Regions from separate parts of the Homo sapiens genome. Here region 2 is linked to region 1. A link is a contact called in ENCODE Hi-C or POLR2A ChIA-PET data. All regions are on one chromosome and are shown on one strand. Each heading gives the region's core, a stretch centred on a gene start or an enhancer-like site at or near the end of the contact. The rest is flanking DNA. Distances are from core to core; before and after follow the strand shown. Region 1 has its middle 7.1 kb from the start of MIR6746. Region 2 has its middle 19 kb from the start of SCGB1D1.

Region 1 (2,700 bases), core at 1-2,500:
CTCCACACACATACAAGGTGGCGCTGAGTGTTGCTGCCCATGAACTTCTCTTCCGAGACAGCCAGAAAGCTCCTCAGTGCTAAAGCTGATCACCGTAGTCTCACACCTGCTTCCTCTCTGTGAGGAGGGGCCGTCTGCACATTCCCATGGACTCTTGCGGCTCTTCCCAGGGGCTCCCCTTCTAGAAAGTTCTCTCTGACCCGCAGGGCTCCTCCCCTTCCCTGCCCAGCCTGTGACTAGGGTCTCTGTGACGGCACCTGGAATACTGACATCATTTGCTGCTGGAGGCTGGTGGCAGCCCAGAGCCTGGCCCGGGAGACCCTGGGGTGTGTTTTCTGAGAGGATGACAGACAGGGTGTTTGGGTCCTGCTTCCCTCACCCTGACTTCTGGGGCAGGAGAGCACTGGGGGAGGTCCTGTTCGGCTCACATAATCTCCCAGACCCAGGAGCAGACAGCCCAAAGCTCCCTATGGCCTCCCGGCCCAGGGCAGTGCCAGCAGAGGCCTCCTGGTAGGGCCAGGGAAGCAGAGGGTGGCAGCCCCTTCAGCTTGGTTGTGAGTGAGATGCCTGCCCTCCTCCGGGTGCCACCCAGCCCCACCGGATCCACTCAAGTCAGACAGACTTGGGGGTGGGGTGGGGTGGGGGCAAGTCCTGTTTCTGCCAGGACGCAGGCTGTGTGACCTTGGGGGAGTTCCTTGACCCCGAGCAGCAGTACCTAGGGTGATGGAAGAAAGGCTCTTAGCAAAGGGCACAGCAGCAGGCTCAGTTTATTCACAAATTTTGTGCACACAACCCAATTCCCCAGGATGACCATTTGCTCTGTCACCTAGGGCAAGTTCTTTTTTGCCTTCCCTGAGCCTCAGTTTTCAGCCGAGGGTAAGATTGGATGCTCCTTGAAAGGTACTTCCTGCCTCAGACACACGCTTCTCATGGCCAGGGCGTGCCTTGCATTCAGGGTCTCTGCACAGGCTGGTCCCTCTGCAGGGACTCCCCCTTCCTGTCACCGCCTGTTTAAATCCTGTTGGCTCCTAGTGCCACGCGGGCGCCCTGAGCCAGCGCAGGCTCCGAATGGCATTCCCTCCGTCCACACCCTGGTAGAGATCGCTGTGCGCTGGCTCCGAGGCGCTCGCCAGGGAGATGCTAACACCGAGGATCCACGACAGCTGAGCCTGCAGCGCCACCCAGGGGCGCCCGGAGCATCTGCGCCAGTGTGGGGCGGGCCGTGCTCCCTACTGTCCCTGGTAACTTGCTTTGCGGACCCCTGGGAGGCCCCGCCTTCAGCAGCCACTCCTAGATTTCTCCAGACCACCTGGGACCCATCACTGGCAGGGGAATCTTTGCTCTTGTCCCACTGTCCCCCATGCTAGATCCCCTGGGAACAGGTCACCCTCAGTCCTGAGCTGAGCTCCCCCTTCTCCATCTGTAGGTCTCCTAGTCTCAGAACAAAGGCTTAGGGCACAGGGGCCAGGTTTGTAAAAGGAAAGAGGCTTTGGTGGAACCTCTGAACCTCTGAGAAACCGTGTTCCTTTTTTATTGTCTGTACAAGAGGCGTGGGCCCGGAGGAAAAACAGCTCCCGAGGGAAACCATAACCGCAGTGTTGGTTTGTTCCTTTGATCATCAACATTTGCTACGGGTCTCCCAGCCCAGGCAGATGTTGGAAATGATGATGCCCAAGAGCCAGCCCCTGCCTGGTGTGTTGGGAGTAGCTGGAGGGGAGCAGGGCGTCAACAAACTCTTTTGTGACGGGACAGGCCATGGGTTTCTCAAGGTTCCTCCCCCCACCACACTATGTCCTCAGGCAATGAGCCACCACAACTACTGGGAGCTTGGCCTATTCCAAGCTCTTGGCTGCTGTCACTCTTTCTCTTGGACACTTGCTCTTGAATGGGACGATTTAGAAGAAAGACCTGAACGCCTTTAAAATCCAAAGCAAAGTGTTTGTGATGGTGGAGGACGATGGGGACGTGATCCTGAAATCTCAGCACGCTGGGGGGCTGCTTGTTCCGTGTATGCACTGGCCACATGAAGCCAGTCTGCTGAGAAAAGGAAAACCAGTCCCGAGGGCAGTGGCGTTTCAGCCTGGGGCAAGCCATCCCCACGGCGCCCCATTTCCCTCTCAGATGTTGGAACAGGGACTCTTTGAGAGGCAGCTTCTTTGGCCAGAGGGGCACACCTCTCGGGGGAGGGTGCAGCCTGGCTCGCTGAGGAGTCCCGATGGGCCCAAGGCACTGTGTCACATAAGCAATGGCCAGCCACTCCTGATGGCAGCCCAAGCCCAGCCCCAGTGGCTGCCAGCTCTGCCCTGGTCCAGCTTGGTAAAGGCTTCCTCTCCCCTCCGAGTAGGCACGAGGGCTTCGGAGTGTCCAGCCAGACACCCCGAGGATCCGCCTGTGGTGCCACAGCACCCTCCCCCGCCCCACACACACACAGCTTAGACTTGGGGCGCTGCAGATGTCCCCGCTACCCACAAAGCTGATACCCTTTTATCTGCGTAGCTACACTGCCCTTATCTCCTCCTCAGAGACTAACTGCCCTCCACTGCCCCCACTCCTCCAGCCAGCCGCTGGGCCTCCTGGGAGCTGTCTGACATTTGACGTGATGGGGGCAGGGTCTGGGAACCAGCCCTTTCTGTGCAGGAGAGGTGGCCAGGAGCCTGCGGGTTAGGAGCAGGGTCCTGCTGCTGTGTGGCCTGCGCAGTC
Region 2 (2,826 bases), core at 149-2,648, 300 kb before region 1:
TTTGTTGTCATTTTAAGTTGTTATTTTTTTCAGATTTCTAAAGAGGATGGACAAGGATTAAACTCATGCTCATCCTGTGTTCTTTATCCGGTCTCAAGTGATGCGTTTTATTTGTTGACTTCCATTACGGTCAGGTGCTTGACTGACAGATAACTGTGACGATCATGGGCTTGTGATGGCAAAGGGCAGGGGTTTTTTTTTTTTTAAGCAACTGTAACTCCCTCTAAATCTCCTTTTGACATTTGCTTCTGTAATAGAAATGCTAATCTTTCTAGATGTGTGGTAGTGACAAAGAGGAAAATAATCCAGGGAAGGGAATTGGAGCAACAGCAGGGAAAGAAGTTCCAGTATTATTTCTTGTTTTGTTTTGTTTTCAGACAGAGTCTTGCTCTGTTGCCAGGCTGCAGTGCAGTGGCGTGATTTTGGCTCACTGCAATCTCCGCCTCCCAGGTTCAACCGATTCCCCTGCCTCAGTCTCCCGAGTAGCTGGGACTACAGGCAGGCGCCATCGTGCCCAGCTAATTTACTTTTTGTATTTTAGAAGAGACGGGGTTTCACCATGCTGGCCAGGATGGTCTCGATCTCCTGACCTCATGATCTGCCTGCCTCAGCCTCCCAAAGTGCTGGGATTACAGACATGAGCCACCACGCCCGGCCCCAGTATTGTTTAAGTAAGAAAGCTAATCCAGCTTTTCGTAATCCAGGGTAAAATTTGTCTATCTGTGGGACACCACTAACAGGATGCCCTGATGCCTCCCCAGGTTCAACAGGGAAGAGGCGGGCAGGCAGACAAGTAAAATTAAGGATTTGGGGTCCAGATATATTTTCCCATCTCTGGGTTATATGGACTGTGTGAGCTTGGAAAAGCCATTTAATCTTTTTAAGTCTCAGTAAATAAAGACTACACTTTCTTTACGTGAAAGTCAGTAGAATTAAATAATAGTATGTGTGAAAAACCCTCAGCTGTGCTGAGACGATCCCTTTAACATGAACCATCCAGTCAGTCTCATCCCGCTCCAAATAAGGCACTTTGGAGTCATCTTCACTTCCCTTCTAGTTTTATCCTTCAAATCTTCCTTTTCATCCCACACACCACAAACACAGTCGCAGCTACCCCCTTCTTTCCCTCTGTCCTTGATAGACAACCCCTAATCTCATTTCTTCTCAGCTTCTGTCTCCTTGGTAAGAAATCTGACGAGATAAATAGTATATACACCTGCTAGGATAACGCACAGTCCTCTCAAGAAGAAACGACCCTGTCAGTTGTTTTGACCTTATGCAAACACGAGTGAAACTTGTATTTCATTGTGTTCACTTTGAGAACGGCATCCAGGAACGGAACGCAAGGGCTCCTGCTAGTGACGGATGGTCTATTTCAAGTGTTCAGAGATTCCAGACTCTACATGAAATGGCGCCACCTTGAGGCTCAAACCTTATTGTTGGCGTTCAATTTAAGAAAAACTCATCAGACATCTCCTACTACAGGCCAGCCTTTGGTAATTAAAAGAATAAAACGGGCCGGGCGCTGTGGCTCACGCCTGTCATCCCAGCACTTTGGGAGGCCGAGGCGGGTGGATCACCGAGGTCAGGAGTTCGAGACCAGCCTGACCAACATGGTGAAACCCTGTCTCTACTAAAAATACAAAAATTAGCCAGGCCTGATGGCGCGCGCCTATAATCCCAGCTACTCTGGAGGCTGAGGCAGGAGAATCGCTTGAGCCTGGGAGGCAGAGGTTGCAGTGAGACGAGATCGCACCACTGCACTCCAGCCTGGGTGATAGAGCCAGACCCCGTCTCAAAAAACAAACAAACAAAAAAAACAAAACAAAACAAAAGAAAGAAAGAAAGAAAAAAAAAATGGCCACGTAAACCAACCTATACATAGGAGGCTTTTTGGAGGACATGATGAAGAGGTGAAGAAAGAAAGTACCTAGGCTGAAGGAACAGTCTAACCTCCAGCTACCTGGCATAGAGTCAGTGCAGAAGAAGACCTGATGGGAACTCAGCAGAGTGGACTCCTAGGAAGAGGGTGAGAACTGCAACCAGGTGAACCAAGACTAGGGAAACTGCTTCTGATTATGCACAGGGGATAAGATCCAGCCCCTGGGGAGCGGTGGTTAACAACAAGTACACATCATGTAAGTGCCCCGGGCACCCCTTAGTGCAAGGGGAGCTATAATTCTACCAGAACACTCTGGATGTATACATATGTTCACACAAGACCTTCCTTGTGGATTAAGACAATATAACAGCAATTTGAGAAAGAAGGTGGCTCAGGGGACACTATCCCACACAGTGCAGACAGGAAATTCTGAGCGGTTTATCATTTGGTCAGTAGGAAGTCATCAGGAAGTCATCAGAAAGTCATGAAAGTCTAGAATCAGTGGCTTGCTCACCAGCTGTAAAGGAGACAGTCATGAGTTAGGGATCAATAATTGGTAATTATCAGAGATCAATAATTAGTAATTTGACAGAGATTTACCAGGGAGGAATCAAAATTCCCCACCTCTGAAGGGTGGCGGGGGGATATTTTTACTGTGTCTCAAGATCCTGCTGGCTCCTTTAAGCCATATGTGACATATTAATCATCTTTCCACATACAAACATGCACTTGAATGACCCCTCTAGAGTCATTTAAGGACAGGCTAGGGCCATTTTTAATATGCTAAAGAACAGAGCACTTTCCCAGGCTTAGGGACTGTGGATGGTCCCAGAGACTCCAATGGTCCAGGAAGTGGAAAGTCCTCACCCATGACACTTACTTTCCTCCCAGGACTGGAGGGCAAAAGAGGAAAACAAGAAAAATATGGAGAAAATATGAAGAAA

What was found. Hi-C counts contacts between places; a loop is a spot of excess contacts on that map. ChIA-PET counts read pairs that join two places held with the same protein, here RNA polymerase II (POLR2A). Pooled maps may share reads with other maps.
Region 2: a loop to region 1 is called in a pooled map, with 11 times the contacts of the local background. The contact joins two enhancer-like sites. A Hi-C loop is called at or near these places in 4 of 50 pooled maps. POLR2A ChIA-PET finds 5 or more read pairs at or near these places in 3 of 52 experiments (BJ, H1 and WTC11).

What each region holds. Positions count from the first base shown.
Region 1 is chr11:61,869,786-61,872,485 of GRCh38, reverse strand. No RefSeq gene overlaps it. Among named protein-coding and RNA genes, the nearest start is that of MIR6746, 7.1 kb to the left of the region's middle. Within about 2 kb of position 1,250, at least 12 of the 41 ENCODE cell types and tissues checked have a DNase peak (open chromatin) inside an H3K27ac peak, as active enhancers do.
Region 2 is chr11:62,169,968-62,172,793 of GRCh38, reverse strand. No RefSeq gene overlaps it. Among named protein-coding and RNA genes, the nearest start is that of SCGB1D1, 19 kb to the left of the region's middle. Within about 2 kb of position 1,398, at least 2 of the 41 ENCODE cell types and tissues checked have a DNase peak (open chromatin) inside an H3K27ac peak, as active enhancers do.